Regions from separate parts of the Homo sapiens genome. Here region 2 is linked to region 1. Evidence: chromatin loops called from intact Hi-C (ENCODE). Cell type or tissue: IMR-90. All regions are shown on one strand. Links, peaks and the distances in the headings refer to the core of each region. The heading gives the core; the rest is flanking DNA. Region 1 overlaps KCP (kielin cysteine rich BMP regulator). Region 2 has its middle 16 kb from the start of IMPDH1.

Region 1 (9,635 bases), core at 1-8,000:
TCAGGGCCCAAGACATGTCCCGGAAGAGGCTGCAGCAGGCAGAGGGAGGGGCCGGAAGTCCCGGCCAAGGGCAGCTCTGGGTTTTTGTGGCCCAGGACCCACCGCTGCTCACTCATTCTTGTAGCCACAGCCTGAGGGGCCTCCCAGCCTTCGCTGTCACCGGCGGCAGTGTCCCAGCCTGGTGGGCTGCCCCCCCAGCCAGCTCCTGCCCCCTGGGCCCCAGCACTGCTGTCCCACCTGTGCCGGTGAGTCCAGGGATGTGGGGGTAGATGAGATATGAGGTTAGGGCTGCCACCCCCTGCCGCCCTTCCTCACCAGTCCCAGCCCCAGATTCTTCCTGACTCCAGTGGACTGTTCTGGAACCCTATGCCTGGCCGGCGAGGGCTGCACCATCCCTAAGGGAACTGGGGAAGCTGACAGGAACCCTTTGCCTCTCCGCAGCTGGGTGCAGTTTGTGGAGCATCTTGGCCAGCAGGTGGCGCTGCAGGGCGACAGTTGTGCTGAGACGTGAGGCCCAGGCAGGCAGGGGGTAGCCCAGCCACAGGGGTGGGCGAGCTTTTTTTGTTGTCGTTGTTAGAGTAAAAATTTATTAAGATTGGGGGGAAAAGTAAAGAAACAGTTTTATTTTTATTACAAATATTGAAAGATGGCCAATTTCTGTCTCCTGGATTTAATAGTTGTTTACCTAACACAGCCATTTTACATTTGTTGTGGAGGGAATTTTTTTCTGTTTCTGGTCCTATACCAACACTGAAATGATAACCTACCTTTGCAATACAGGTGAACGTTATCCTTACATAGAAAAAACAGGCCGAGGTTGGTAGCTCACGCCTGTAATCCCAGCACTTTGGGAGGCCAAGGTGGGAGGATCACAAGGTCAAGAGATCGAGACCATCCTGGCCAACATGGTGAAACCCCGTCTCTACTAAAAATACAAAAATTAGCTGGGCATGATGGGGCATGCCTGTAGTCCCAGCTACTCGGGAGGCTGAGGCAGGAGGATAGCTTGAACCCGGGAGGCAGAGGTTGCAGTGAGCTGAGATGGTGCCACTACACTGCAACCTGGCAACAGAGCGAGATTCTGTCTCAAAAAAAAAAAAAGAAAGAAAAAACATACTTTTTTTTTTAATGATAATCCTATTTTCTCCAATTTGGTTTTTTTATTTGGGTTTTGGTTTTTTTGAGACGGAGTCTCGCTTTGTCGCACAGGCTGGAGTGCGGTGGCACAATCTCGGCTCACTGCAACCTCTGGATTCGAGGGATTCACCTGCCTCAGCCTCCCGAGTAGCTGGGATTATAGGCATGCGCCATCAAGCCTGGCTAATTTTTGTATTTTTAGTAGAGATGGGGTTTTAACATGTTGGCCAGGCTGGTCTCGAACTCCTGACCTCAGGTGATCCACCCGCCTCAGCCTCCGAAAGAGCTGGATTACAGGTGTGAGCCACCTCGCCGACTTTTCTGTTTTTTGTTTGTTTGTTTGTTTGTTTGTTTTTTATGGTGGTAAGACACTAAAATGTACAATCCTAACCATTTTTAAGTGTACAGTTTGTGGTATTAAATACGTTCATAATGCTGTGCAGTCATCCCTGGCATCCATCAGGGAGGGCTGCTCTGATCAACACTTGCTAGGGGGTGCTTCAGGGGAAGGGAAGAAGACTAACATTGATTAAGCACCTGTTCCATGCCACAGACTGTACTTGGTGCTCTTAATAAAGTCTCTCGCTTCATTTTCATAGTTACCCAGTGAGGGAAGTATTATTAATCTCTTTTTACAGATTAAGAAACTGAGGCTCAGAGAGGTGGATTAATCCAACCTAATAAGCACAGGCACTGAGTGCTGGCATCAGGATTCGAACCCGGGATGCCTGGCTGTGTGCTTCCCTGCGCAGTTGTAGCCACACTGTATTACAGATAGCGGGAGGGAGAGCAGGCCGCAGACTGGCCATTTTTAGTGACCTCAGGCTAAGGAAGCCATGGTTGGTCTGTTTCCAGTCACCTTGCACCCCCACCCGGCCCCAAATAATAGCCTAGCAAAGTTTCTTTTAAAACGTGTAAACTTGACTGAATTGAAGAGAAAGAGGACTTATCCTCCCTGGAGTCAAGGTGCTGGGATATGGGTATGCTCAGGAGTTCGAGTTAGAAACCTGGGGACACAGTGCATGGGGACAGCTGGGATTTCCAGCCCTGTGCCCCTCTTTCTGTCCCGCACTCTGGATTCTTGTCTTCACAGAGGCCTTGAGTAACTGTTCAGAGGGCCTGCTGGGATCTGAGCTAGCCCCACCAGACCCCTGCTACACGTGCCAGTGCCAGGTGAGCCCTCCTGCCTTGGGGACTCACAGAGCCCCTCTTCTTCCTTCTCTGTGGGCTGTGGCTGCCACTCCTCTCCCGCAGCAGCTCCAGGGCTCTCCATTCGCCCTGACATTTGCCCACTTGTCCTGACTGTCACATCCTGCCTATGCCTTACTCCTCCACCAGCTCCCTGAGATCTGCCATTCTCTACCTCTTGTGTTCACATGGGCAGGACCTGACATGGCTCTGCATCCACCAGGCTTGTCCTGAGCTCAGCTGTCCCCTCTCAGAGCGCCACACTCCCCCTGGGAGCTGCTGCCCCGTATGCCGGGGTAAGTGCCCAGCCTTGGCCTCCACCCTCAGAGAGGAGCCCAGGGGGAACACAGGAAGGGGAGGCATTCATGGGCCAAGCGGGCAGCCCAGGGTTTGTACTCGGTTTCTAGAACAGAATGCAGGGTTCATTCTTTTCTAGAAATGGAGGGGGGCTGTTCTTGAGGTGGAGAAGAGACCCATGAGGCAGGGGGAAGCTGGGATGAAGCCTAGATTCTCAAGGTCTGGCCTGATGCCTGTCAGGGGGCTCAGGATCCCCAGGCCCATGAAGAGGGCATTGCACTGCTGAGCGGGCAGCTGGCCCAGAGTGGGGTTCCAGCCTCTGGCCCTTTGGGCTCCTAGGACCCTAGAGACATCCTGAGCTCTGATGTGAGGCCTGATGTCTAATAGGCCCTGTGGATATTGGCTGAAGAAATCAACACCATCAGGGTGGTAGGGACACGGAGTGGGTGCTTTCCTGCCGTGAAATGCTGGGTAAGCTCCAAGGAGGGAGGATACAGCAGGAGGGACAGTGCCTGCCCATCCCATGTCTCCCCCCTCAGAATGTGTGGTGGAGGCCGAGGGCCGGAGAGTGGCAGATGGAGAGAGCTGGCGGGACCCCAGCAATGCGTGCATCGCCTGCACCTGCCATGTGAGCTGGGGTGGGCCTGGGAGGGTGGAGGATCTCGCAGATGGATAAAGGGAGGAGTGTCCAACACTCCACCAGCAGATATGGGGTCTTTAAGGGTCAGGGGCATCCCTGCACCGGGGCATGGAGCCGAAGGCTGGATTTCATTCCCCTCTTGAACTGTGAAGAATGTATTGTGGGAGGGGCAGGCAGAAGTCCATGCCCAGAGGCCCCCAGAAGCATGAGGCTGGGGACTCCGGCCCTGCAGAAAACCCCAGAACAATGATGTCTGTCCTCAGCGGGGCCATGTGGAGTGCCACCTCGAGGAGTGCCAGGCCCTCTCCTGCCCCCATGGCTGGGCGAAGGTGCCCCAGGCTGACAGCTGCTGTGAGCGATGCCAAGGTGCGCAGCCAGGGTGATGGGGGAGGGGTAAGCCAGACCTTCTGGGCATGTGGGAGGAGCAGCTGACCCTCCCAGCTCCTATCCCTTCAGCTCCCACCCAGTCCTGCGTGCACCAGGGCCGTGAGGTGGCCTCTGGAGAGCGCTGGACTGTGGACACCTGCACCAGCTGCTCCTGCATGGCGGGCACCGTGCGTTGCCAGAGCCAGCGCTGCTCACCGCTCTCGTGTGGCCCCGTGAGTGCCGCAATCTAAAATGGTGGGGAGGGTCAGGGTGGGGGCACATGGTACCGCCATCCTGGTGTGACCAGGCATCAGAGAGGGAGGCTGGGCTCCTGCCGCCAGCTGGGAGCTGGGGACAGTGCTGTTCCCAGTGCGACCACGATGTGGTGCCCTGACCTCACTCACAGGGAGCCTGGGAGCCAGAGTCCTGGAGATCCCTGGAGACTCCTGGGAGATGCTTGGTTTTCTGGGAGGGTCTGCGAGAGGCATGGCGGGGAGGGCGGTGTGTCTGACAGTGTCTGGGGCTGAGTGCAGGACAAGGCCCCTGCCCTGAGTCCTGGCAGCTGCTGCCCCCGCTGCCTGCCTCGGCCCGCTTCCTGCATGGCCTTCGGAGACCCCCATTACCGCACCTTCGACGGCCGCCTGCTGCACTTCCAGGGCAGTTGCAGCTATGTGCTGGCCAAGGACTGCCACAGCGGGGACTTCAGGTGTGCATCCCCTGTCTCTCTTCTCCCCAACCCCTACACCCAGCCCTGCTGACCATTGGCACCTGGGACTTTCCTGCCCACAGTGTGCACGTGACCAATGATGACCGGGGCCGGAGCGGTGTGGCCTGGACCCAGGAGGTGGCGGTGCTGCTGGGAGACATGGCCGTGCGGCTGCTGCAGGACGGGGCAGTCACGGTGAGCAAAGCCGAGGAGTGGAGGAAGGTGGATCCTGTGCTGTCCACCCATGTGCCTCGACATCACCCCTCCTCCCACCTCCTTTATCCTCCAGGTGGATGGGCACCCGGTGGCCTTGCCCTTCCTGCAGGAGCCGCTGCTGTATGTGGAGCTGCGAGGACACACTGTGATCCTGCACGCCCAGCCCGGGCTCCAGGTGCGGCTCCAGGGCGAGTCTGGGTGGGCTGCCTGCTGGGAGCTTCAGTCCTGTTTAGGCCTCTGTATCTGTAGAGGGGGTGGGGATGCCAGCTACCTCCTAGCCAAAAAAGGCAAGGAGTGGGGTACAGGGGTGTGAGGGGAGGTGGATCAGGGTCAGAGATCTCCCCAGGCAGTCAGAGGAGTTCTGAGTTCTGAGCCCGATTTCTAATCTCGGCTCAGCCTCTTAAGCCACCACCAGCCTCCTCTGGGCCACAGATTTCTCGTCTGTAAAGTGGGGAATGGGAAGGGTCAGTGGCAGTGGGGAGGATGTCAGCTGAAGTCTCCTGGGGGGGTGTCTCAGGTTCCTTCCAACTCTCATGTGGAAGAGTAATTTGCCCCCTGCCCCCAGCAGGAAACACAACTCGTAAATTCGTAGAATAAGGGTGTACACTTCTAATCCGGACCCTAATTGTGCTTTGTCCTCTGCAAGGCCCGAATGCCCATGAGAAAGTGAATCCCCGGAAGGGGGTTGCATTTCACCTGGGGCCCAGTGCAGGGATGGCAGCAGGAGAAGGTGCCCTCATGCAGGAGCTGTGGGCAGCTCCTCCTGTCATCTGTCTTTGCCCAGGGCTGGCACAGAATGTATCCACTTGGCCTTGGCCAGGGTGGTGTTTCTTCCAAGGGGAGCCTCCACCTGTCCATTCTCCTCCCCTACAGCACTGGCCGCACTGAACACAGTGCCTGGGGCCATGATGGACCCTGGGCTTCTTAAGGCCCCTGTCCTTCCCTGCTCCCCAGTCTCAGGCCTCTCCACACAGGTGCTGTGGGATGGGCAGTCCCAGGTGGAGGTGAGCGTACCTGGCTCCTACCAGGGCCGGACTTGTGGGCTCTGTGGGAACTTCAATGGCTTTGCCCAGGACGATCTGCAGGGCCCTGAGGGGCTGCTCCTGCCCTCGGAGGCTGCGTTTGGGAATAGCTGGCAGGTGAGTGGTACAGGAACCGGGGATGGGGATTAGGGGAGACGCAGCTGAGCATGAGTCTCAGAGCAACCCTCTGGCATGGAAAGCAGGGAAGGGGGGCGAAGTCACACAAGATAGGCTTTTGGGCTTTCAGGGAGGTGTGGGGGCTTCTTGCCTGTCTTGGTGCTGGAGAGGTAGGGTGGCTTGTCAAAAGAGGCCTCATTGGCCGGGCAGGGTGGCTCATGCCTATAATCCCAGCACTTTGGGATGCCGAGGTGGGTGGATCACCTGAGGTTGGGAGTTTGAAACCAGCCTGACCAACATGGAGAAACCCCATCTCTACTAAAAATACAAAATTAGCCCAGCCTGGTGGTGCATATGCCTGTAATCCCAGCTACTCGGGTGGCTGAGGCAGGAGAATCACTTGAACCCAGGAAGTGGAAGTTGTGGTGAGCTGAGATCGTGCCACTGCACTCCAGCCTGAGCAACAAGAGCAAAATTCTGTCTCAAAAAAAAAAAAAAAAAAGAAGGCTTGTTACCTGAACCCTCAAGCCTTGCTTTGCCACTCACTGGCTGTGTGACCTTGGACAAGTGCTGACCTACTCTGGCCTTGGTCTGTCCTTCTGTAAAATGGGGACAAAAAGAAGGTAGACAGTACTTCATTTGCTGTTCTTTTAGGGAGGTTTTGGGGACTAAAGCAAATGACTGGGTGGGAAGTGCTTTGAAGAGCACGGCATGCAGAGGCCAGCTGCCAGTGGTGCTGTCACGTCAGGGCTGCTCTCCCCACCCAGGTCTCAGAGGGGCTGTGGCCTGGCCGGCCCTGTTCTGCAGGCCGAGAGGTGGATCCGTGCCGGGCAGCAGGTTACCGTGCCAGGCGTGAGGCCAATGCCCGGTGTGGGGTGCTGAAGTCCTCCCCATTCAGTCGCTGCCATGCTGTGGTGCCACCGGAGCCCTTCTTTGCCGCCTGTGTGTATGACCTGTGTGCCTGTGGCCCTGGCTCCTCCGCTGATGCCTGCCTCTGTGATGCCCTGGAAGCCTACGCCAGTCACTGTCGCCAGGCAGGAGTGACACCTACCTGGCGAGGCCCCACGCTGTGTGGTGAGGGGGTGATGCCCGCTGCAGGTTGGGGGAGGCTCAGCACAGAGAAGAAGGGCAGCCCGGAGGGCTCAGGGCAGGACCAGGCCGGGTATGGCGAGTCTCGCAGGGGTACGCACAGCAACTGGGGCAGTTTCAGGTGCCTTGGTAACCCCGCCTCCCACTCCCCCTGCAGTGGTAGGCTGCCCCCTGGAGCGTGGCTTCGTGTTTGATGAGTGCGGCCCACCCTGTCCCCGCACCTGCTTCAATCAGCATATCCCCCTGGGGGAGCTGGCAGCCCACTGCGTGAGGCCCTGCGTGCCCGGCTGCCAGTGCCCTGCAGGCCTGGTGGAGCATGAGGCCCACTGCATCCCACCCGAGGCCTGCCCCCAAGTCCTGCTCACTGGAGACCAGCCACTTGGTGCTCGGCCCAGCCCCAGCCGGGAGCCCCAGGAGACACCCTGAGCCAGGACAGTGCCTGATAAGGGTTCATCAGGCCAGGAGTCTCCCCTTGGCGAGCAGTTCCCACCCTGGTTAGGGCTATGGAGAGAATGCCCTGCCTGGACACTGGAGCCTGGGCCCCTGCCCTGCAAAGACCCCCGCCATGTTGAGTCACCAGCAGTAAACTCTAGGCCTGCCCGAAGGCTTCCTTGTGTGTGTGTGTATTTCCTCCTGGTGCTGGGACAGAGGCTGGGCTGCCAGGAACATGGGGTCCAGTGATCAGTGGCCGCAGAATCACGGCACCATGCTTACTCCTTGCACCTGCATGCCTGGGCTGCCCCACCCAGCCACTCCCTGGTGCTGTCTGGGAAACCCTGCAGTGGGTAGAAGGAGGACCCTGGTGCCCTGGTCTTAGCCCTGTGCTCATTCTGTGTAGCAGGCATGACGTGTGGCCCCATGTGGTACCTTCTGTGGATCCATGTGGGATCCTGCAGGGGCTGAGGAACCACGGAGAAGGGGCTGCATCAGAGAATGGCCTCCCCCTTCCTTGTGGCTTGGGGATACTGAGTGTGCAGGCACCTTCTGGGCCACTCTGAGAGCTAGTGACACAGGGACCCTATGCCTGGGGTGAGAAACAGAAGCAATAGACCACAATGCAGTGTGGACATGTACCTGCGTGTGCACACAGAAACACACATCCCTCAGAAACCCAGATAAGCACGTGCAATGCATACCTGCCTGCCTTCACAGCCACACCCACCCTGGGCAGACATATGGGCAGTAGACACTGGCAGCATGTAAAGACGTCACTGTAGGGAGGGAACATGGGTTTTGAGATAGAAAAAGTCCAGAATTCAAGTTTTCTTTGCTGCCTACCAGCTCTGTGACCTTGGTGTTTTAGGGACCTTGGTCATGAGGTCAGGGGACTCCATCCTCATTGCTCCCTGCTATTCCAACAGGGAGTGAAGGGCTTTGTGCTCAGGCAAGGACGCAAAAGAGCGCCAGGTTGAATTGGAGGCCACTCAGCCTGATTGCTCTTTCATTGACGCTGTTTTCTCTTCTGGCCAAGAGGAGGGTCTGCTCTGTTCTCTCACGGAATGGGGACAAAGTAGCCAGCAGGCAAATCTGCTCACGACAGGGCAGGATGTAAAGATGGCAGAGCTCCTGCACTCAGCCCCTCTCCTGATTAGATAACTTAAATGACCTGTCTATTCATCTGCGAGATGAGGATGATAGTAACAAGCGTCTGGTATGTGTTGGGGAATGAACAGTGATGCATGGACAGCACTTACTAGGTGGACAGCATGGATAAGCATGTGGGTAGTGCTCGCTGGGGCAGGGCCTCTTACCACTCGCCTCTTGCTGATGGACGGCCTGGGCTCCCGGGACCATGTCTTCCCAGAGGGTATCACATCCATCCATCTCCAGAAGAAAAAAATGCTGCCACATGTTAAGACAAGCTATTCCTTTTTTTTTTTTTTTTTTTTTTTTTTAAGAGACAGGATCTTGCTCTGTCACTCAGGCTGGAATACAGTGGCACGATCACAGCTTACTGCAGCTTTGACCTCCCAGCCTCAATCAATCCTCCCATCTCAGCCTCCCAAGTAGCTGTGACTACAGGCGCGTGCTACCACTTCTGGCTAACTTTTTTTTTTTTTTTAAGAGGTGGGGTCTTGCTATGTCACCCAGGCTGGTCTCAAATTCCTGGGCTCAAGCCATCCTCCCACCTCATCATCCCAAAGTGGTGGAACTGCAGATGTGAAGCACCACACTTGGCCTAGGAGAAGTTGCTTTCTGAGTCAGTCTTCTTGCCTATAAAGTGGGGATAATAATAGAGCCTGCTTCATAGAGTTGCTGCAAGGAAGGATTATATGTACGAAGCATCTTCATTCCCGCACAAGCTAAACTGTTGGTAGCGGCTGCTGTTGCTACCCATATTGGGCATATTGTGTGCCCAAATAATGCAGCTGTGTGGTTGATGTGCATATGTATGCTTGTACAGTATATGTCAAACAAATGCTCACTGGGGGCTGTAAACAAGCATATGCGTATACCTCCCTCTTTCGGGGTCACACTGCTCACTCCACGCTGCCACTTGTAGGGCCATAAAAGCCATCTCAGAGACAGGTCAGAGTCTATGAGGCTTGGCCGCCGTCCAGCCAGGGCTCAGGTGTCAGGCCCTGCATGATTGAGATCAGAGCCTTTGTCCTTCCTTGCTCCTGGCTCTTGGTTTCCTGTCCTCCGCTTCCCTCCAGGCTCCGCATGGTGCAGGCAGCCACCCCGGGGGCCTCAGGGCTCCCCTGCAGCCCCAGACAGGCCTTGGCTTTGTACCAGTATCTCTTCTGGTGCCCCGCAAGCCCAGGCCAGCTCAGGGCTGCACTTTGGCAGGTGAGGGAGGGGCACTGCCTCAGAAGGAAGGAGACAGGCGGGGACCTGACACCATCTTGCCCCTCCA
Region 2 (9,865 bases), core at 821-8,820, 450 kb after region 1:
GCTCCTTTGCCAGGGATTGTGATTTGGGGCTATCAAGTATGCCCCGTCCCATAGCCAGGAACAGTCTCCCGGTCATCTCAGAAGCCACCCTCAGGTCCTAGCTGGAGGGTCTGTGGGTGCCTCTGCGGTCTCGTAGATTGTTCTCCAAGTGGAGGGGCCTCCAAAAGGGATGGTCCCAGAACTCAGGGAGGCAACCACTCCCGCCTCCTGAAGGTGACCACATCATGACCTGTGCCTTCTGTTGGTGCGGCCCAGGGCTCCCTGAGGAGGAATGCCAGGTACCCCTGACACTAGACAGAATTGTAAACTCCTTTAGGATGGTAGAGCCCAGTCCAGTTCCCCCAGGGCCCGAGAGGAGTCTTTGTGTGACAGCCTGACTGCCATATGCAGGTGCCTTCCTGCACCCTTTAGGGACCTATAGGTGCAACAGGGAAATAGGTGAAAGGTCCCTCTCCAGGTAGGTCTCCACCCTCACCCATGAGGTCAGCAACCTGGGCTAGGTGGGTGGGCTGAAGTGACTGAGTCTTTCCCAAAAGCTGGGAAAGGAATAGGTCTTGCTCTGGTCACAAGCAGGTCAAGGACTGGTGAGCTGAAAGGCTTCTTGGAAGCAGTGTCTCTTTGGGACGGGGGAGTTTCTATTCTGATGAATTTTGCTTATAACAACTTGTAAAGATGGTGGTGAGGTTGGTGTTTTATATTAGGTCACTCAAGGTCCCAAGGTGGGGACAGGGGTGGGCATCAGTCCTGGCCTGGGGCATCATACCTGGATGTCATGCCACCACGTGGACATTAGATGACAAGCATGTTGAGAGTGGATTTCTAGCCGCATCCACCCCAACCTCCTGTCTTGCACACCATGGGCTCCAAAGCTCAGTGATTAGTTTTTAAGTGAAAATTTTTGGCTAAATTTTGGACTTAAAAAAAATGGTCCTGGCCAGGTGCTGTGGCTCATGCCTGTAATCCCAGCACTTCCTGAGGCTGAGGCAGGTGGATCACTTGAGGTCAGGAGTTCGAGACCAGCCTGGCCAACATGGCGAAACCCCATCTCTCCTAAAAATACAAAAATTAGCCGGGTGTGGTGGCGGGCACCTATAATCCGAGCTACTTGGGAGGCTGAGGCAGGACAATCACTTGAATCCAAGAGGCAGAGGTTGCAGTGAGCCGAGATCACTCCACTGTACTCCAGCCTGTGACAAAGCAAGGCTCTGTCTCAAAAAAAAAAAAAAGTGGTCCTAACCATGCCCCACATTTGTGTTGAGGTGCACCCACGTCCCACACACTATGCTTCTTCATCCCTGGACTTTTTTCCTGTGCTGTTCTGTTTTCTCTACTTGGAATGGTCATACCTCCTTCGTGGTCCTAACTCCTCATCCTTTAAATTTCGGTCTAGACGTCACTTCCTTCAGGAAGTCTTTGCCAATGCTCTGAGTCTTAGTTCAGTGTCCCTCCTCTGTGCTCCCATAATTCCTTCCTGGATTAGCATACATCACATGGGACTTGTAATCACCTGTTTCCTAGCCTTGGTCCTTCATTAGATTAAAAGCCTTGAGGGCAGTGACTGGGTCTTGTTCATGTCCATGCCCCTGTGCCTAACACATAGTAGATGCTCACTAGATATTTATGGGATTAATGTGTTAGGGACACTCCTTCTTCTATTTCCTCCTCAGTAGCTGACCTAGAGTTCAACCATCTGCTGAGTGAGACATAAGATTTACCTCTTGTAGAGAGAGGTCTATTTTATAAAAGCCTTCAAGCCCAAAGAAATAATATCTAAAGATGAAAGCCAGCTGGGCACAGTAGCTCACACCTGTAATCCTAACACTTTGGGAGGCTGAGGCAGGAGGATCACTTCAGCCCAAGAGTTCATGACCAGCCTGGGAAACATAGTGAGACCCACATCCCTACAAAAAAAAAAAAAAAAAGAAAATTGTTTTTAAAAATTAGCAGGATGTGGTGGCACACATCTGCAGTTTCAGCTACTTGGGAGGCTAAGGTGGGAGGATCACTTGAGCCTGGGAGGTCGAGGCTGTAGTGAGCCATGATTTTACCACTGCACTCCAGCCTGGATGACACAGTGAGACCATGTCTCAAAAAAAAAAAAAAAAGATGAAAACCTAAACACCTTGGCGGGTATAGGTGTTCCTCCTGCAAATAACACCTGGGGGTGGTGGTGATAATCTGTTCTGGAACTGCTGCTGTTAAGAACCAATGGTAGGGCTGGGTGTGGTGGCTCACACCTGTAATCCCAGCACTTTGGTTTGGGAGGCCGAGGTGGATGGATCACCTGAGGTCAGGAGTTCGAGAACAGCCTGGCCAACATGGTGACACCCCGTCTCTACTAAAAATACAAAAATTAGCTGGGCATGTTGCCACATGCCTGTAATCCCAGCTACTCGGGAGGCTGAGGCAGGAAAATCCCTTGAATCCAGGAAGCAGAGGTTGCAGTGAGCCGAGATCACACCACTGCACTCCAGCCTGGGTGACAGAGTGAGACTCCATCTCGAGGAAGAAAAAAAAGAGAACCAATAGTAGGGGTGTGTGCATGTGTGGAGATGAAATGGAAGGCATTTTTAGGTCTAGAGTGTCTCTTTGGTCCAGTGGCATATGTACAGTGACATAATGGGCAACTGGGAAGGTAGGCAGATGTGGATTGACTGAGCCTGCACAATACTTGAGGCTGGCAGAGGATCTCCCAATGGAGGACGTGGAGGAAGGAGAGCAAGTTCAAGAGCTTATTTTATTTGCTTCATTGTTCTATTTGTTTTTGTGCTTATTTAATCAGCCAAGGTGTTGTGATTGTATGTATATATGTATGTATGCATGTAAGTATATCTGCATTAACAATATGTTTGAGACTGAGGATGGTGTATAGGCAGTCTGGTGGTTGCATGTGTGTGTGTGTGTGTGTTTCACACCTACTTGCACACTTGTGTCCCCTCATGTCTTCAGGTCTGTCATGGAAGTGAGGAGGGGAGAAAGGGAGAGAATAAACTCTTAACAGAGTACCTGTTCTAAACCAGACACTTGATGATTTTTAGCTTGTTTAATCTTCACAACAACCCTGTAGTGTAATTTTGTCATCCAGCTTTACAGATGAAGAAACTGAGATTCAGGGATGTTATGTAATTTGTCAAAGGACATTGTGCTCACTTATGGTCTTGACAGTAGTGTTTAATTTATGTCTGCTCTGTCATTTCCAGGTTGACCCCTAACTCAATGCTGAGGGTTTGGCATCCAGGACAGGGCACAGAAGAAAATCACTGATTGAGCGCAGTTCAAAGAAATGGTTAAATATTTGGGCTCGGGTCAGACTGATCAAATCCTACTTCTGCCCCTTTGTCATGTGGCCTCGGCATTAGGAAGGTGCCCTTTGTGTGTCAATGCCTTTAAAAAAAATACCACAAATTTACCTTCAAGTAAATTGTTAGGTCCAAACAACTTAATAAGTATTTATGTCCTAACAACTTGGCTATTTAAAAAGATAATGCACATAAATAGAAAAAAAAATTGTTTCTTGCTTAAATTACCAGTTACTTACTAATGGGATAGCTATGCCTATTGGGCACTGTACTACTTCCCCAACTTGGGAATCAGATTGACCACCACCACACTGATATCCTATTCCATGCCGATTTTCAGGCTGAAAAATCCAGTTTTGCAAAGATATTATGTCATTAGAAGGAATGCATCGCCATCTACTGTAAAAATGGTGAACTACCATAAGCTAACACAATAGTTCCCTTGGTGCCCGGTCTCGGCTCACTACAACCTCTGCCTCCCAGGTTCAAGCAATTCTCCTGCTTCACCCTCCTGAGTAGCTGGGATTACAGGCACCTGCCAGCATACCTGGCTAATTTTTTTTTTTGTATTTTTAGTAGAGACGGGGTTTCACCATGTTGGCAGGCTGGTCTCGAACTCCTGACCTCAAGTGATCCACCCGCCTTGGCCCCCCAAAGTGCTGGGATTACAGGCGTGATCCCCCACACCTGGACTTTCCTTGATATTTTTCAAATATCATGTGGAATCTCTGTGAATCCATTGTGGAGACTTGGAACACCTTAGTGAACAGTTTGGGAATTGTGGTATTAGGGGCTATCTAAGGTCAGCTGGGCAATTTACGTATCCTATCAGCACGTGGCTGGTATACCTAGCTGATGGGATTTGTGAGGAGGTTTAAATGAGAAGGTGTTTATAAAGCCCCCACACATGGCACTTGGTGCTGTACATTAGAAACACCTGGAGGAGCTAATGAACCCACAGATGTCTGGAACTCCACCCACGGATTCAATGTAATTGGTGGAGGAGGGGCCCAGATAGGAGAGTTATTTAAGAACCCCAGGAGATTTTAGTGTGCAGCAAGGTTGAAAATCACTGACCTACCACATAGTAAATAGAATATTGTGGAAATAAAGGTAATATTTTTATTATGGTTAGGAAGAAAGAATGCAAACCCCATATCCAAAGGCCTGGGTTCTAGAACTTCTTTCCCATTTACTGGCTGTGTGCTCTTGGGCAAGCCACTTACTGTCTCTTAACCTTTATTCTTCCGTGTACAAGGAGGATAATCATTTGTGTCTCATCTTAAGTCACAGGATTATGATGACATGTGAAATAATGAGTGTAAAACTGTCCTTTTTTCCTTTTTTTTTTTTCCCCCCAGACAGATTCTTGCTCTGTCCGACCAGGCTGGAGTGCAGTGGCCCGATCTCAGCTCACTGCAACGTCCACCTCCCGAGTTCAAGCAATTCTTCGGCCTCAGCCTCCTGAGTAGCTGGGATTACAGATGTCCCCCACCACGTCCGGCTAATTTTTGTATTTTTAGTAGAGACGGGGTTACACCATGTTAGCCAGGCTGGTCATGAACTCCTGACCTCATGATCTGCCCACTTTGACCTCCCAAAGTGCTGAGATTACAGGCGTGAGCCACCACGCCCAGCTGAAACTGTTCTTTAAACTGGGTAGCCTATACCAATGTAAGGCAATGTTGAGGAGTAGATGCGGCCTCTTTCCTCAAAGAGAGATCCAGAAAGGCTTCTGAAAACCCAAGACACTTGAAGACCATTGTCCTCTAGCAGTCTGAACACCATGGAGAGGCCCACAGCTGTGAAGACAGAAAGGGATGGCCCCGGTTCTACCAGGGCCCCATTCCAGTGAATGAAGGCAAAGAGCCTGCCTGAGCAAGGAGTCACTGCAGTACTGGAGAGTCCCAGAAGGGGGCAGTCTTGTCTCAGCACCCCCCGACATGGATTCAGGTGCAGCCATCCAAGCCAATTTGCTTTGAAAAAGTTTATGTGACTGTTTACAGATTTAACTTATTTTTATTAGCCACTGTACCATGGTACACAAAGTAATTACAAACTCAAGATTAAAATTAAGGCCATGTTGTAAAAACTAAAAAATTAAAGCTAATTTTTGTTTTTTTTGAGATGGAGTCTTGCTCTGTCGCCCAGGCTGGAGTGCAATGGCACGATCTCGGCTCACTGCAACCTCCACCTCCCAGGTTCAAGCGATTCTCCTGCCTCAGCCTCCTGAGTAGCTGGGATTAGAGGCGCCTGTCACCACGCCCGGCTAATTTTTGTATTTTTTAGTAGAGACAGGGTTTCACCATATTGGTCAGGCTGGTCTCGAACTCCTGACCTCAGTTGATCCGCCCGCCTCGGCCTCTCAAAGTGCTGGGATTACAGGTGTGAGCTACCGCGCCTGGCCTAAAGCTAATTTTTAATGTGCTTAAGGTTCTTCGGTAAGAGAGTTTAGCAAAACAATTTCTCTAGATTTCTTCTTTTTAATCACCATTTTGTCTTTGATTATGACATCTGTATTCATACTAGGCTTATATTTCATCCATGCAAGTTAGGTGTGCACATGTAATGAAAACAATAACAATGAAATCATTCCAATAGTTAGGAGATAAAACACTAGTTTTAGTGAATTAACAATAATACTTCATCCTTTCACTCTGAACACAGCCCGAGGTCAAGTGAAACCAAGTCTCAGGCTGCCAGAGCTCATGTCTGCAGAGTGTGTATGAAAATTCTCAGGGCAGCTGTTTGGCTTCAACTATCATGGTAATAATAGCTTTATGAAGCAACTGCTATGTGCCAGGTGTTTACTTAATATTAATAAACTGCTGTTCCTCATAGCATGTTAACAGAAGTCACTATCATCCTCATTTTTCAGAGGAAGAAACAACCCAGAATGCCTGTCCATGGTCATATAGCTAATATGGAAGGAACTAAGGGTTTCAGCCAGGCTTCTGTCTGCCAAGCTCATGGACATTCACCACATCACTCAGCTAGTCCCCATAACTTTGGCCAAGGGACTCTCTGGGATCTACTCCAAAGCCTCAGGCAGGACTATGGAGGAATATCTTTTCCCACAGCTCCCTGCTCCATCCCACATGATTTGCCCTACAGCATGATGAACCTCAGGTCCAGGGGGGTACCTGCCACCTACTCCCAGAAGTGGAATTAGGGCATGGCTGCAATAAGAATATGAATCCAAGGAATGGAGTAAGGGGCATAAGAGTTGGATTTCCAGCCTGTTTGTTGCTGGACTTAATGGGAACTATGTTTATAAACCATGTGGGCTCTTCCTGAATCTAGAAGAAAGGACAGCTGAAGGGCCTGTGTAGTTGCTGGGCCTCTGCACCCAACCAAGGCTTTCTGTGGCAACTGTGAAGAGGTTGTTGAAGATCCTGGATGGGATTAATCTTTGTAATAATGCAACTCTTTATGGTCGGGCACGGTGGCTCACGCCTATAATCCCAGCACTTTGGGAGGCTGAGGTGGGCAGATCACGAGGTCAGGAGATCAAGACCAGCCTGGCCAATATGGTGAAACCCCATCTCTACTAAAAATACAAAAATTAGCTGGGCATGGTGGCATGCGCCTGTAGTCCCAGCTACTCAGGAGGCTGAGGCAGAAGAATCACTTGAACCTGGGAGGCGGAGGTTGCAGTGAGTCGAGATCGTGCCACTGCACTCCAGCCTGGGTGACAGAGTGAAACTGTGTCTCAAAATAATAATAATAATAATGCAACCCTTTATAAGCACCCTTTTCACTTAGTGTTGCCCTGCATCTTCTAAATCATCAACAGTAATTAGTAATACACATGGTACACATTAAAGCTGTTCACCAAATTTTTCCTCCTCTCTGCCTTCTGGCCACTTGAAAGGATTGTATTCCCTGGTCACTTGTGATTGGGTGTGGCCATGGACTACAGTAGTTGTGGCCAATGGGATTAAGTGGAATTGATGGTATCACTGCTGGCCTGGAGCATTTTATTGACTTTGTGAGACCTTCAGAGCTCTCTTCCCCTCTGCCACAGCTAATGGCACGGTTCCAGATAGTGATTGCTCCATCAGCCTGGGTTTTAGAGTAGCCCCATCTGACCCACAATGGACATGCAGAGTAAATGAGAAATGAATTTTTGTTATGTTATGCCAGTGAGTTAGGTTTTTGCTGTTCTTACTGCAGCATAACCTAGGCTATCCAACTGGTAGATTGGATTTATTAGCCACCTGGCACTGTGCTCTCAGTTAAGGTGGAGTAAATGAATCATTTAAGGAGCAGTAGGTGTGGTAGAAAGAGAATGGATTGGCTGGGCTCCGTGGCTCATGCCTGTAATCCCAGCTCTTTGGGAGGCCGAGGTGGGTAAGTCACCTGAGGTCAGGAGTTCGAGACCAGACTGGCCAACATGGTGAAACCCCATCTCTACTAAAAATACAAAAATTAGCCGGGTGTGGTGGCGGGTGCCTGTAATCCCAGCTACTCAGGAGGCTGAGGCAGGAGAATCACTTGAACCCGGGAGGCAGAGGTTGTAGTGAGCCAATATTGCGCCACTGCACTCCAGCCTGGGTGACAAGGGTGAAACTGCGTCTCAAAAAAAAAAAAAAAATAGAATAATGACTTGTGTTTGTGTAGTTGTTGACACGTTTCAAAGCACTTTTAAGTAACTTACTTCATTGGTTACCTCACCTAGCATTTAATATATTCCACTGCAATGACAATCTTCAGAAAAAAGGGTGTAAACCACTAGGAAACTGAGGCCGAGATGTGACAGGGTCAGGGCCAGGGCAGGGGAAGCTGACACACTCATGCAGAGGGGCCCTGCAGAGAGAGAGCTGCTGCAGAAGCCTCCATCTGCTCACGAGGCCTCCTTCCTCCCGCCTGCCAATGCCAGGATAGGTGCCAGGCCTGGCTCCCATGCCAGCACTCAGGGACACAGTGGCATAGTAGCTATGCATGCAGTGGGCTTGTCACACATATCCCACCCCAGACCCTCCCCTGCTGGCTCAGGATGCTAGGGGCCACAGACATTTGCTCTGTTGCAGGTCGGTGGTGACAGAAGCTTTCTAAACCTCTTCCTAAATCCGCTCTCAGTCTGAGGAGAATCCTTTTTGATATTGTTGGCTAGAAATTGAACAGGACAGTATCTCACAGCATGTCAAGACTACAGGCCAGGTGCAGTGGCTCACGCCTGTAATCCCAGCACTTTGGGAGGCCAAGGTGGGCAGATTGCTTGACCCCAGGAGTTCAAGACCAGCCTGGGCAACATAGTGAGACTGTGGCTCTACAAAAAAAAAAAAGTTTTTAAAATTGCTGGGAATGGTGGTGTGTCCCTGTAGCCCCAGCTACTTCGGAGACTGAGGTAGGAAGATCACTTGAGCCCAGGAGGTTGAGGCTGCAGTGAGCTGTGTTCGTGCCATTGCATGCCAGCCTGGGCAACAGAGGGAGATTCTGTCTCAAAACAAAACAAAACAACAAAAACAAAAAAGACTGCAGATACGAAGTCCTTTTCTCTTTTTTCAGTGTATGCAGGGAGAAGAAGTCCTAGGGCATCCATTCTCCCTCTCTCTCTCTCACACACACACCCCCTACACACACTTACACACACATACAGACACACACTCCTACACACCACACCACATAACACACACACACACCCCACACACACATACACACACACACCCCTACACACACCACACATACCACACCACACACATACACACACACACCCCCCACACACCACAAACACAGACACACACACCCCCACACACCATATCCCCCCCCCCCCACACACATATACACTTTTAGGCCTGCCTGGAAGGTAGGGTAGGATTATGTCAAGGGTTCCACAGCCCTGATGTGGGATAGGGTGAAAAACCACATGGGACTTGTAATGGAAGGGTGACAAGGAGCAGTGAAGAGTGCTTCCTGTGCTCCCAATGAGATCTCACATGGCCTGGGGTCATCAGGCCCACCTCTGTACCTTCAAGGGGGTAGAGGTGTTGCCTGCCCTCCCCACTTCACAGGTGGCTCTGGGCTGAGCTGCAGAGGCACCTGAGCGGGGGTGGGGGGAGGGGTGGGGAATGGCAGTGCTGTGGATACAGCTCCTGGCCTCAGGTAATTAATTAGATGGGGCTGGAGGCCTAGGGCAGGAGGGCCTGGGGATCAGCCAAGAGACCCAGGTCTCCAGGCAGGAAACCCTGGGCACCCACTCACACCCACAACCACCCTGAGGACCGAGGGGTGGAAACAGGAGCACAGGGAATTCCTCTCCAGGTATTGGCTCCTGGGAGGGAGTAGGTTGGGCAGGAGGGAGATAGAACAGCTGTGGGAACCAACAAGGTCTCAAGGCCTGGAAGTAGGGTGGGGAGGTGTCACTTTCAGATGTGCCCTTGGACTGATCAGGCAAGTGGGAGGCTATGCCTGGGGATGGAGGGAGGCTTGGGGGAATGAGGTGGGCCTGTGACTACCTGTCATGTGGCTGGGACCCTACCCTTCTCCTCCCTCTCTCCCACCTTGAGAAGGAAGCCCCGTTCCACCTCCCTGCCCCCTGCCCTCTGTTCTAAAACACAGCAGCC

What was found. A loop is a pair of places that touch in the nucleus more often than their neighbours do. Peaks named below come from ENCODE experiments on the same cell type or tissue, not always from the same donor. Only the 100,000 strongest peaks of a DNase experiment are listed, where the experiment ranks them.
Region 2: it touches region 1 in a loop (8-fold over the local background); 14 of 110 quality-filtered maps call a loop at or near these places.

Annotation. Positions count from the first base shown.
Region 1 is chr7:128,874,612-128,884,246 of GRCh38, reverse strand. It overlaps KCP (kielin cysteine rich BMP regulator), which reads left to right. Exons shown (of 40, transcript NM_001366122.1): 29 at 125-245; 30 at 2,231-2,310; 31 at 2,522-2,621; 32 at 3,162-3,250; 33 at 3,526-3,628; 34 at 3,719-3,861; 35 at 4,162-4,334; 36 at 4,418-4,529; 37 at 4,624-4,725; 38 at 5,525-5,689; 39 at 6,457-6,763; 40 at 6,936-7,382. The coding sequence ends at 7,204. Among named protein-coding and RNA genes, the nearest start is that of SPMIP1, 13 kb to the right of the region's middle. RefSeq lists enhancers at 1-12, 463-572 and a silencer at 318-612. In IMR-90, for the core only: CTCF peaks have their summits at 474 (motif pointing right) and 4,011; no DNase peak of the experiment used is centred there; H3K27me3 peaks cover 496 bases.
Region 2 is chr7:128,421,310-128,431,174 of GRCh38, reverse strand. No RefSeq gene overlaps it. Among named protein-coding and RNA genes, the nearest start is that of IMPDH1, 16 kb to the right of the region's middle. RefSeq lists a silencer at 5,124-5,283. In IMR-90, for the core only: CTCF peaks have their summits at 3,695 (motif pointing left) and 5,213 (motif pointing right); no DNase peak of the experiment used is centred there; H3K27me3 peaks cover 348 bases.